2 separate regions of the Homo sapiens genome follow, and region 1 is linked to region 2. Evidence: chromatin contacts called from ENCODE Hi-C or POLR2A ChIA-PET data. All regions are on one chromosome and are shown on one strand. Each heading gives the region's core, a stretch centred on a gene start or an enhancer-like site at or near the end of the contact. The rest is flanking DNA. Distances are from core to core; before and after follow the strand shown. Region 1 overlaps SH3PXD2A (SH3 and PX domains 2A). Region 2 holds the start of CALHM3 (calcium homeostasis modulator 3).

Region 1 (6,514 bases), core at 1,423-3,922, 190 kb before region 2:
GGTGTGTGGGTCTGAATTCCAGCTCTGCTACGTCCTGGCCATGCTGCCTTGGGTGGGGTGTGTAACCTCCCTAAGGGGAAGCCATCCCACCTCGTGGGGAGCCTGGCACACAGAAAGTGCTCAGGCAGTGGTGGGGCTTTCGCCATCTTCAGCCTTATCTCAATTGGCCGTCTCAGTGAGAGAGCCCAGCCAAAGATGGTTCATCTCACTTTAGGCAGGTAAACTGAGGCAGAGAGCAGCGGGCCCTGACACCCAACCCTCATTTCCAGTGATCTCACTGGGGAGCTGCAGATTTGGGGCAGGGGGTGGGGCAGTTCTGTGACTGTGACTGAGGGTGGGTCACAGCCCCCATGCCCAGCAATCCAGAGCTTGGCCTGCCTGGCTGAGATGGCCCTCAGGGACTAGGGCCTTGGCCTGTGTCTGGGAGGAGCTGGGCAGGGGTCAGGGACTTGCCTTCAACCTTTAGTCTTATGGGACCATGGCAGAGAATCCCGGACAGCAGGGTTCTCAGCTCCTGGATGGAGATGGTCGGAGGAGGGATGGAATTTCCAGAAGGGTCTTCTATGGGACCCCTCCATTTTTGAGGCTGTTACACACCCTGACCCTCTAGCCCCAAACCTGAGAGCAGAGGTTCAGGCTGGGGGAATAGGGGACAAAGCAGAAGGGTGGGAGCTGAGTGGGGTGGTGGGGCTGGGCCAGCCCCAGTGTTTAGAGCCCAAAGCCCAGCCCCTACTGCTGCAGCTGTGGGCGGGGAATGGGAGGTAAACGTGTTGGGAGGAGTCCAGAGGAGAAGAGAAGGCAGTGGGTCGGAGGGCGTTGCAATCTCCTTCTGGAGTTTCCTGTGACGAGGGCCTGGGCCTGAGCTAATCACTGGGCTCCTGTCCCTTTTTCCCCTCTCCACACGCCAGTGAGCCAGAGCCCACTTGGCCCACAGCAATACATTTTATTCACCAAACGTATAGCGGAGGGGCCAGCAGTCCCAGTCCAGCCTGGGAGGAACCAGTTATAAGGGGCTAGAGGGACTTTTGTAGGATGCCCAGGGTTGGGGAGTCGTGGGGAGCCTGGGGTGGAGGCCAGCACAGGGCCTTACTAGCTCTGTGACCCTGGGGAGGACACTTAACCACGTCTCAAGATGATCCCAGCTGTTTGGAGTGAGAGGCCCAGGGGAGGCAGTGTGGGCTGGGGGAAAACCCAGCCAGACTGCGAGTCCAGGGCCAGAGTCTCTCTGGGCCTTGGTTTCTCCATCTGGAGGGTTGGAGGGTTCTTTGAGATATGAGACAGGAAACTCAGAGGTAAGGGCTGATGTTGGAGATCCTTATAGATCAGGGGCCTCAGGTTGCTTAGCCTGGCATCCCCCCAGAGTAGGCCCAGGGGGCTCTGAGCTGCCTCTCAATCCAGCTGGCAAGTACCCGTTACCTGCTGAAGGTAGGGTCTGGGAGGGGCATGTTGCAGGGACACAGCCCCCGGCCTCCCTTCCCCACCCTTCTCCTGGCACCTGCAGCCCTGGCACCGAGCTGCCTGCTGGTGAGCCCACGAAGGAACCAACAGCTTTGCTGCTCCTCAGATCTCCCATTCCCTCCACTTGCTTTAAAATGACCATCTATGATTTCCATAGGACTTGAAGCCCCGTCACTTCATTCCGTGCTCAGAACAATTCCCATGAGGTAGGAACTGCTATTGTTCCTGTTTCCAGATGACACTAAAGCTCAAGAGAGGTTACGTGTCCTCCCCAGGATCTCAGAGCTAGTAAGGGCAAAGCAGGACTGGACCTCAGACCTTTGGACTCTAATTCTAAGCATTTCCATCATGAATTTCAGGTAATTACTATGTCCCATGTCATGTCCTGAGGCACCAGTCCTGGAGTGTCGAGAGACTCTTGTCCAAGGCACATACTTTGGTTGGGGAGCAATGCCCAACATAAAGTCCAGGAGGGAACAGAAAAGAGGGAACAAGAGTGATCAGGAGCCTCCTGGAGGACAGAGATGCTTGGGGAGAATTGGGAAACTGGGATTGGTAGAGAGAAGGGAAAGCATTCCAGCAGGGGGCAGCAGCTAGAGCACAGACTTGGAAAGTAAGAAGCTGCATGGAGCAGTGGTGTTGGGTGTTGGCGCCTAGTGGGTGCTCGATACATGTGTTGAATCATGAATGATGTATTGAATGGTGGTGTGGGGGACGGGGATCAAGGAACTTGGGGAGCTCAGATTGGCAAGAAAGACTGGGCTTGAATTTGTCCTTTATAGGCAAGAGGGAGCCGTGGAAGGCGTTGGAGCATGGGACTGACTTGGCAAAAGCCCAGTTGAGAAGTTTAAGTTGGCAGCCAGGGTTCCATCCAGGTGGTAGTTGAAGGAATGCAGATGTGAGGCAAGGGTGGGGCAGGGGTCCAGGGGACCCCTGGGACCCCAGCAGGTCCAGCCAGGGGCTCTGTAATAAAGCACAAGGGTCCATCTCTGGATCAGACTCATGCAAAGGCCCCTTCCAACCCAGGAGAGGCTCTGCTGTCTAGAAGAGGTACACCCCTTCTCCATGCTCCTGCCAAGCACTCCTCATCTAAAGACACCAGGCTCCCTCCACTGCCCCCTCCCCACTCAGGCAGACTCCTCCAGCCCCTAGTTCTGCAGGCCTTGGCTGAGAGGGGATCCAGAGTGGCCTCTGTGGGATGACATCACCGCCCACTGCCTGCCTGGCCTGCAAGTGGTTTCTCATCTGGATACCTGCTCGCAGCTCCCGCCCGCCCGGCTGCCCTGGCCAGGGAACACCCTAAGAGGCAGCTGCCAGAGGGAAGAGCTGGGAGCCTGCCTGTGCAACGGGAGGGAAGGGCAGCCAGAAGGACAGAGTGTCCGTGTGTCCATCCCACAGCCTTTGGAGCAGCTCCTGAGAGAGGCCATAGCCTGTCTGTGCTTTCCAATGCCTAGAGAATATTTCCTTAACTTTTCTACCTGTGTCCCAGAGAGTCAGCCTTCAGGAAGGTCAGGCCAATTTTCCAGGAAAGTGGTGGGGGGAAGGGGTGTGGGGGTGTGGATTTAACTCTGCTTTGAAACCCTGCCTCAGATTTTCTTGGCTTGGATTAAAATGAGCTGATGTCTGTCCACTCCCCAGCACCTCCTGCTCGTCCTCCAGGCATCTTCTGGCCACAAAGCTGGGGCTTCTTTCTCCTCCTTACCTCAGTTTCCCCATCTCCCCTTTCTCCCTTCGAGTTTGGCTCATTTTCCCATATTCCCATATCAGAGTCAAGGTATTCATATTGACACCACAAACCAATGAGTCCCTCTGTTCATCTTTCTGCCAGTTCACGCGTTTCACTGGTTCATTTCACACTTATTGAGTGCCTGCCACCTAACAGGCACTGTGGTCTGGTCAGTAGAGGTGGCAAGAGTCAACTAGAAACCCATACTCTAGGCCAGGCGTGGTGGCTTATGCCTATAATCCCAGCACTTTGGGAGGCCAAGGCGGGCAGATCACTTAAGGTCAGGAGTTCAAGGCCAGCCTAGCCAACATGGTGAAACTCCATCTCTACTAAAAAATACAAAAAAAAATTTAGCCAGGTATGGTGGTGGGCACCTGTAATCCCAGCTACTCGGGAGGCTGAGGCTGGAGAATTGCTTGAACCTGGGGGGCGGAGGTTGCAGTGAGCCGAGATTTTGCCACTGCACTCCAACCTGGGCGACAGAGCAAGACTCCGTCTCAAAAAAAAAAAAAAGAGAGAGAAAGAAACCCATACTCTAGTCTTTATTAAGCAGCCGCTGTGTCCCAGGTACCTGGGATGTAATGGGCCCTTCCCTAGGGACCAGGCGCCGGTGGCCCATTATAGGCCACATACAGTGCAGAAGTTAAGATCATAGGCAGTGGTGTCAGGTGGGCTTGGGTTCAATCCCAGCTGTGTGACCTTAGAGAATTCACTTACCCTCATGAGGCTTGCTTTGCCCATGCGTGAAACGGGGCCATCACAGGACCTACTGCATGGGGTTGCTCTGAGGATTGGACGAGGCAGCTCGATGCTGTTGGATGCCTCCAAGTCAGCACTGATGAAGGCTTGCTGTCACTATTGCTATGATCTGGCCATACTCAGGCCTTGCGGGCTCTCTAACCTGCCACAGAACTCTCTATTCTTGTTTGTTGCTGGAGCCTTTCTTTCCCACTCTTCTCATCCAGTGCCCCCACACTGGGAAAGGAGGCCCCATTTCTCGTAGGGCAGGGATGGCCCTTTTTGTGCCGGGTGCGCTTAAGAAGTGCTGTTGGCCACAGAGGCTCCAGGCATGGAACAGGCACTGCTGTTCCCCTAGGGGCACAGTGGGAGGTAGTCCGTCAGCGCAGCACCCGGCGCTGCCTCTGCCCAGCTGGCAGGGGCAGGCACAGAAGCTGGCATGCCTAAGTACAGAGGCGGGGCAGGCCCTACTGCCCGGCTGTTGGTTGCATTTCTGCCTGAAATACAATCCCGGCTTTAGCAGGGCTGCTCGGGACTGTGCACGTGCGAATGTATGTGGCACACTCAGCTGTGCAGGGTCCCTTCTGCTTCTCCAAAGGGCTGAGATGGGCCTGCAGGGCCCACACCTCATGGGAGAAAACTGCCGGGGGGCAGTGGGTTTCTTTCCCTGGAAGGAGGCCTCCCTTTGGGATTTCCTAGAGTTCTGTGGCCATTGCCGTCTGCCCTAGGTTGGAGGGAGCCTCCCCCTACAGAAGGACCCAAAGATCTAAGTAGTGCTTCTTGCACCTGGGTGCACACAAGCACCATAGGGACACAGGGGGGATGTCCAAAAACTACTCATGCCTGAGTCCCAGACCAAAGAAACCTGTCTCTCTGGAGCCCAGCATCAGTACTTTTAAAAAGCTCCCTGGGTGATTCTGTGCTTCCAAGTTGAGGATTACTGTGCTAGAAGAACCAGACTGATGGAAACAAATCAGAGGCAGTTATTCTGCAATGGAAAGACAGATGGGCTTGGGCCTGAACAAAATCATACTGAATGAATGTGATGCTCTTCATAGCAGCTGTGGGAGCTAGAGTCGTCTCTTGCCTGCTGTAGAGGGGCCTCTGGTTAGTCTTTTGTGAAATGGAAGATAAGGGGGATGTTGTGGGCATGAAATGGGGCGGTTAATGTGCCTGGCACATCACATTTGCCAAGTCAAACTCAGGCGTGTGGGGAATGTGGCTATAGGCTGAGGCACCAAGGGGGCTGTGTGGAACTTGGAGACCCTCAGCAATTTTTGTAGCCAGGCTAGTGACATGAAGCCCCCTAGCCTTCAAGGAGATTGGCAGACATATAGTTTATGCCAGTCGCAGTGGCCTATGCCTATAATCCCAGCACTTTGAGAGACTGAGGCGGGAGGATCACTTGAGCCCAGGAGTTCAAGACCAGCCTGGGCAACAAAGTGAGACCTCAGCTCTACAAAACATAAAAAAATTAGCCGGGTATGGTGGTGTGTGCCTTTGGTCCCAGCTACATGGGAGGCTGAGGTGGGAGGATTGCTTGAATCCAGGAGGTCAAGGCTGCAGTAAGCCATGATTGCACCACTGCATTCCAGCCTGGGCAACAAAGACCCTGTCTCAAAAAAAACAAAAGTATACTAGGAATTCCCTTTGGGCTGGGGGTGGTCTGAGAAGGCTTCCTGTAGGAGGTGACTAGTCCATTTCTGGCTAGTGGATCCTTTTCACTCCTAGCTAAAAGCACATCATAGGCCGGGCGCGGTGGCTCACGCCTGTAATCCCAGCACTTTGGGAGGCCGAGGCGGGTGGATCATGAGGTCAGGAGATCGAGACCATCCTGGCTAACAAGGTGAAACCCCGTCTCTACTAAAAATACAAAAAATTAGCCGGGCGCGGTGGCGGGCGCCTGTAGTCCCAGCTACTCGGGAGGCTGAGGCAGGAGAATGGCGTGAACCCGGGAAGCGGAGCTTGCAGTGAGCTGAGATTGCGCCACTGCAGTCCGCAGTCCGGCCTGGGCGACAGAGCGAGACTCCGTCTCAAAAAAAAAAAAAAAAAAAAAAAAGCACATCATATTTTAAGTGTCTTATCCCCCCCCGCCCCCCCCCCCGCCAATAATGGTGATGGGAAGAGTTGAAGTGCAGAGGTTTAAGCAGCATCCAGTGCCACTCAGCTAGGAAGCTAAAAGGGCACCCAGCCTGTCTGCCTTCCTGCCTGGTGCCTGCTTAGCAAATGTCGTGCTGGTCCAGTGGCTGAGGAGGACAGAGAAGCTGCTTGCTCCTGGGAGTCCACCTGCCCTCCCTCTGCTGCACCCAGCTTTTGACCCCTCAAGCCCCTCAAACTGCCGGGGCCTGACCACAAGCCCCGGCACTGAAAGGCAGAGAGAAACTGAGTCAGTCTCTGCAGCCAGAGGGCCCTCTCTGGAAGCAGGGCTGGGGGCAGGCCTGAGGCTGGTCCGACTGTACCCGGCCTGGGCTCGGTGGCAGCGCCTGGGTGAGCCCGAGGGGCAGGAACGGAGCGAACTTGAGGAAAAGTTGGCGGGGGGCGGGCTGGGCTCGCCAGCCGCTGGCGCGGGGACTTTCTTCTTGGGTTTCAAGT
Region 2 (5,784 bases), core at 2,550-5,049:
TTTTTTCAGGATGTTTGGTCACTTTTCTCTCTCTCTCTCTTTTTTTTTTTTTTTTTTTTTTTTTGCAAATAACCTGTTCAAATCCTTTACCCATTTTTCTAGAGGATTGTTCGTCTTTTGGATTGATTTATATGAGCCTTCTGCAAATTAAGAAAAAGAGGCCTTTGTGTGGCAAATACCCTTCCTTCAGTTTGTTATTTTTATTTTGTTTATTGGTATGTTTGCCCATAGAAGCGTCTAGTTTTTATGACTCTTACTTGTCCATCTACTCCTCTACAGCTACTAAATTCTGGGGTCTGTTCACAAAGGCCTTCCTTAGCCTCTGATTATGAATAAATTCCCTTACGTTTTCCTGTAGAATTTTTATGATTTTAATTTTTATGTTGAATCTTTGAACCATGTGAAAATTATTTTGGTATGAAGCATGAAGTAGAGATTGCTCCCGAATGGCTAGCCAGTTGTTCCAGCGCCATCTGTTAGATGGCCCCATTTCATTTCCAGCCTGTCTCTGCCCTTAGGGCTACACGGCTCTGTGGAGTCACCAGAGTGGGGCCCACAGAAGTGCCACGTTGCTTTCCCCGGGTCTGCCAGGACCGCTCAAAGGCCTGTGTCCTCAGGGAAGCAGAGAATCACGCCACCGAGAGACAGAAAGGGCACCACCCTCTGCTAGACACACAGAACAACAGTCTCCCAGTCCTGAGAAGTGGGACGCACGTTCAATGCCTTCCCTGTGAAGGAAAAAGAAAAGAAAGAACTGTCAGGGGAGGGCATACTCACCATATACAAAGTAGGAAGACGGCCACACCCATATGTATGAAAACACACATGCATACACACACCAAATATGTACACATGCACTACGCACATACACATACATGTGTACACACATGCATACACAGGTACATAGACACATCTCTCACACATCACATACAACGAGTTTCTCCAGTAGGGGGCATCTAGTCCTAAACAGCCCTCTCAATAACAGGAACTCCAAGAACGGTGAAGCCAGTGTTTCTCAAATAATATCCAGACTCCTTTGCAAAGATCAAAAAAAACTGGAAGACCCCCAAGAATATATCTGCAAGACTCCAATTTGAAAATAAAACAAAATAACATGAAGAAAGTACCAAAGATTTATTCTATAAAGATCTTCCAATTGCAAATTAACACATATTTACAACTGGTTTTAAAAAAAAAAAAAAGATTAAATCATTATTAAAAAGAAAAATGTAATTTATTTTTAGTCTCTCTTTGTTGCCCAGGCTGGAGAGCAGTGGCATGATCTGGGCTCACTGCAGCCTCCGCCTCCTGGGTTCAAGCAATTCTCATGCCTCAGCCTCAAGAGAGGCAATTCTCAAGCCTCAGCCTCCCAAGTAGCTGGGATTACAGGCATGCACCACTATGCCCGACTAATTTTTTGTATTTTTAATAGAGATGGGGTTTTGCCATGTTGGCCAGGCTGGTCTCAAACTCCTGAGCTCAGGCAATCTGCCTGCCTCGGCCTCCCAAAGTGCTGGGATTACAGGCGTGAGCCACCACGCCCGGCCAGATCTGCAATTTAATATCTTTCCATATGTGTGAGTAAAAGAAGCCTTTCTCCATTTATTGCTGCCTCTAGTTCTCTCTCTACTAGTTCAGCAGGGCCAAGCTCCAGGCAACAAAATGGAATTCTCCTTTTTGCCTTGTCCTTTTATCTTTTTATGTTTTTCTAATTAAAATGTTTTATGATTTTTGCTGGAAATAGTTAAAAATCATTATTATGATTATAGTAATGATTTATTATGTCTACTATTATAAAAGTCGACAATTCAGAAAATAGAGATTTAAAAAAAAATGTAAGCCATCCCCTCTCTTTGACAGATAATATCCCTTTTGTGGTGGGCTTCTTTCTGGCCTGTTTCTTTACTGAAGTATTTCCTGTAAATACCCGGCAAGGGTCAGCCCCGCTGCAGTCACTCAGCACCTGTTGCCCTGCAGGGCTCCAGGGACCCAGGCTGACCTGGTAGCTCTGTCTTACCTCTCAGAGGCTGGAGCTGTGAAAAGGTTGGCCTGGAGTCTTTGACCCAGTTTTCTTCAAAGTGTTCTTCCAGAAGCATTGTCTATTGTTTTCTGAACTCTCAAGGTTAGAGTGGCTGGGGACCCTTAGGACACTCTATCCCTCCCTGAGACTAGAATGGGATTGAGGGGTGCTCATGACCCTCCCAGCCCAGTTAGCTCCCCGCCTGCTCCACACCAGCCCTGCTGGTTCAGGGTCACGAAGCCTGGCCTTGGGCCAGGACAGTCCCCTTTTCTGGTCAGCAGCCCAGTGGGTGACTAAGGCTGAAAGGCACAGATGGAGGATCCCAGCTTCCTCCCTGGCTCTGTCCCCGCCAGGGTATGTGACCTCCAACAGCCCCTCTGGGACTGTACCCACCTGAAGTTGTGGTGGTCCTCCTGGCTTGAAGGGTTTCTCACCCCTGCCCCGCCCTCTCCTCCGCTCAGAGTCAGACTCACAGGGCCACTGGTGGCTCTCCCCATCTTCTCCAGTGCCTCATTTCCCTCACACAGGGAAATCTGTCTCATAGGACCTAGAGTAACGTACAAATATGGAAAATAAAAATACTAAGTGGCCAGGCTCAGTGGCTCATGCCTGTAATCCCAGCACTTTGGAAGGCCAAGGGGGCCAAATCACCTGAGGTCAGGAGTTCGAGACCGGCCTGACCAACATGGCAAAACCCCTGTCTCTACTAAAAATACAAAAATTAGCTGGGCGTGGTGGTGGGTGCCTGTAATCCCAGCTACTTGGAAGCTGAGGCAGGAGAATCACTTGAACCCGGGAGGCAGAGGCTGCAGTGAACCAAGATCGTGCCACTGCACTCCAGCCTGGGTGACAGAACAAGACTCTATCTCATAATAATAATAATAATAAGTAAGACCCAGGTTTCTGTCTGTCTTCATCAGAAGTACAGACCACACAGATGGTTACGAAATTTGCAAGACTTATTTGGGATGATCTGACTTACAATATGGGCCAAGTGACCTTTACAAAATTCGTTTTGCAGGTTTCAGGGGTCCCTCAAACATCTGGGCTGTCATCCTTCGGAGAGACTGGAACTGAGACACAAGGAGAGACCTAGTGATGTGGGAGAGTTAGGAGAAGAAGCAGTGATTTCAAACGCATGCCCCTCACACGGAAGAAGGGCAGGGGGAAAGCCATGCAGGTGTGGGCGTGGCACTTGAGCAGCCTCTCCCATGGGCACCCAGTGGTTAATGCACAATGTTTAGCACGTCGCCCAGGGAGGCCATCCCCTTCCGCTACCCCTTTCATGGCAAATGCTGAAACATCGTTGAAGACTCCTCTCAAGGGTCTCCTCTTCCAGGAAGCCTTCGGTCAGGAATAGGTGCCCCTTCTGGCTCCTCCTAGCCTGAAAGCCAACATGAAATCTCCCTGGGCTGAGCTGAGTCGTCATATTTTGTTGTTGTTGTTGCTGTTGTTTTACTATGCCTGTGAGACAAGTTCAGAGTCATGCTTTTGATCAAGACCAGAAAATATACTACCTTGGCTCCATCAGCATCTTTTCCTCACCACACCCAGAATTTGCCTGTCCCCCGAAGGAAGCTCCAACGGCTGTCAAGCCTGAGCATCCAGACCGTAAAGCAAAGAGAAATGGGCCGGGAGGAATGGAGTGACAGGGCGGGGCCCATTTGCCTAGAGGTGCTTTGGGCTGCCCGGTCACAGAGGGTGACTCACTCCCCCAGACAGGAGGGGAGTGGCACCAGGGGACCATTGGGCTGGGCAGGGGAGCCTTTGTGGTGAGAGCCTGTCCCTGCCTTAAGTGCCTACTGGATCCCGGGAGCCTGGGCTGGGGCCTGGGCACTGCTTCCTCCTTGGCCCCTCAGGCCCTTGGAAGCAGAGAGAGAACCTCTTGCAGATCCCAGGCTCGTCCCCAGCACAGCAGACACCAGGAAGGTGGCCAGAGCCTCACTGAGCCGAACCGACGGCCGCCCACCCACCCAGGCTGGAGCCATGGATAAATTCCGCATGCTCTTCCAGCACTTCCAGTCAAGCTCGGAGTCGGTGATGAATGGCATCTGCCTGCTGCTGGCTGCGGTCACCGTCAAGCTGTACTCCTCCTTTGACTTCAACTGTCCCTGCCTGGTGCACTACAATGCACTCTACGGCCTGGGCCTGCTGCTGACGCCCCCGCTCGCCCTGTTTCTCTGCGGCCTCCTCGCCAACCGGCAGTCTGTGGTGATGGTCGAGGAGTGGCGCCGGCCCGCAGGGCACCGGAGGAAGGACCCAGGCATCATCAGGTGCGGTCCCACACCACTCAGTGACCCATGAGCTTTGCCAGGGGCTCCCCAGCCACCCCACAGGCACTGTCAAGTGCACCCCCAGACCCCAACCATTCTCATTATCAGGGGATTCTCCACCCACCCTACAGGTACTGCCAGGTGCGCCCTCTCCTTTCCCCAACTAGGAATTATCGGCTCACAGAGAGCCACTTGCCAGTTTCCACTCTGGAAACATATTTCTGTTCCTATCGTTTGTCACCTTTCCGTGGCCAGTGCTGTAAACATAGGAATGACACAGGATTCCCAATTACCCAGGCCACTCTAGGGGCTGCGGGAAAACTTCCTCTTTGCCCTCTGAAGCTCTGCTGAAAATCAACTGACAAAAGGCAGATTAATAAGAGAAAAGGCATACAAATTTATTTGATTACCGTTTTATGTGCCACAGAACCTTCAGAATAAAGACCTAAAGATACAGAGGAAATGGTTCATTTTTATGCTTAGGTTCAACAAGGTTTGGATAGCCACGCAGAAATAGAATTGGATTAAAAAAGGGATGAACTGATGTTATAGACGGAGTGGGGAAACTCAGCAAGGCCATCTAGGTTCTTCTTGGCCTCTCTATACAGTGTTCCTTTCTCCCAGACACGGGGCAGGACCCTCTCTAGAAGGGAGTCTTATGATCTACAATGAAACTAGGTAGGTCAGATCATTTCTTTACGGCCAGTTTTCAGACAGAAAGGCGGGGGGAAATTAGAATCATATTTTTAGGTTTTATGGTGGCAGCTTTGGAGAAAAGGAGTTCTGGTTTCTATGACCCACCTTGGGGAAGATGGATTCTAGTTTCTATGGCTAGCCTTGGGGGAAAATAAGGAGCCAGAGATTGGGTGGGGGGGCCAGGCGCGGTGGCTCTCACCCGTAATCCCAGCACTTTGGGAGGTCGAGGCGAGTGGATCACCTGAGGTCAGGAGTTCGAGACCACTCTGGCCAACATGGCAAAACCCCCATCTCTACTAAAAAATATAAAAAATTAGCTGGGCGTGGTGTTGGGCACCTGTGGTCCCAGCTACTCAGGAGGCTGAGGAAGGAGAATCGCTTGAACCTGGGAGGCAGAGGTTGCAGTGAGCTGAAATCGTGCCACTGCACTCCAGCCTGTGCGACAGAGCAAGACTCAAAAAAGACAAAAAAAGAAAAGAAAATGCTAAAGCCACCACTGCCTAGAACATATTTACAGCTCACACTGGGTAGGCCATGCACGCACACACCTGGCACACACCATTGGATGTTTTGTGTACAATCCAATTCAGAAACAACATCTGCATCCGGTGCACCCTCAGCCTCTGTTCCATGTTCTCAGGGATCACATCTCCCTGCAATTCAGCTGTGCAGGGTGGGTCACAGGCACTGGGTGTGTCCTTGGCCTTTTCCTCTGGGGTCCAGTGGGCACAGCTCCACTGGGCTCCTGTCCTGTGGCCAATACCCAGTCGAGGTCACTACAGGCAGGGGCAGAGT

Evidence for each region. A loop is a pair of places that touch in the nucleus more often than their neighbours do. ChIA-PET counts read pairs that join two places held with the same protein, here RNA polymerase II (POLR2A). Pooled maps may share reads with other maps.
Region 1: a map of sigmoid colon shows a loop between it and region 2 (2.0-fold over the local background). The contact joins the enhancer-like site here to the promoter of CALHM3 in region 2. A Hi-C loop is called at or near these places in 1 of 168 maps with a recorded cell type or tissue (sigmoid colon), 3 of 37 single-sample maps with no recorded cell type and 7 of 50 pooled maps. POLR2A ChIA-PET finds 5 or more read pairs at or near these places in 1 of 52 experiments (Panc1).

What each region holds. Positions count from the first base shown.
Region 1 is chr10:103,661,854-103,668,367 of GRCh38, reverse strand. The region is part of intron 7 of SH3PXD2A (SH3 and PX domains 2A); the gene reads left to right. It overlaps LOC124902495 (a long non-coding RNA gene), which reads right to left. Exons shown (of 2, transcript XR_007062276.1): 2 at 2,217-2,421. Among named protein-coding and RNA genes, the nearest start is that of SH3PXD2A-AS1, 82 kb to the left of the region's middle. Within about 2 kb of position 2,672, at least 3 of the 41 ENCODE cell types and tissues checked have a DNase peak (open chromatin) inside an H3K27ac peak, as active enhancers do.
Region 2 is chr10:103,477,255-103,483,038 of GRCh38, reverse strand. It overlaps CALHM3 (calcium homeostasis modulator 3), which reads left to right and starts at 3,799. Exons shown (of 3, transcript NM_001129742.2): 1 at 3,799-4,293. The coding sequence starts at 4,007. It overlaps NEURL1-AS1 (NEURL1 antisense RNA 1), which reads left to right. Exons shown (of 4, transcript NR_120675.1): 4 at 3,042-3,436. RefSeq lists an enhancer at 5,241-5,784.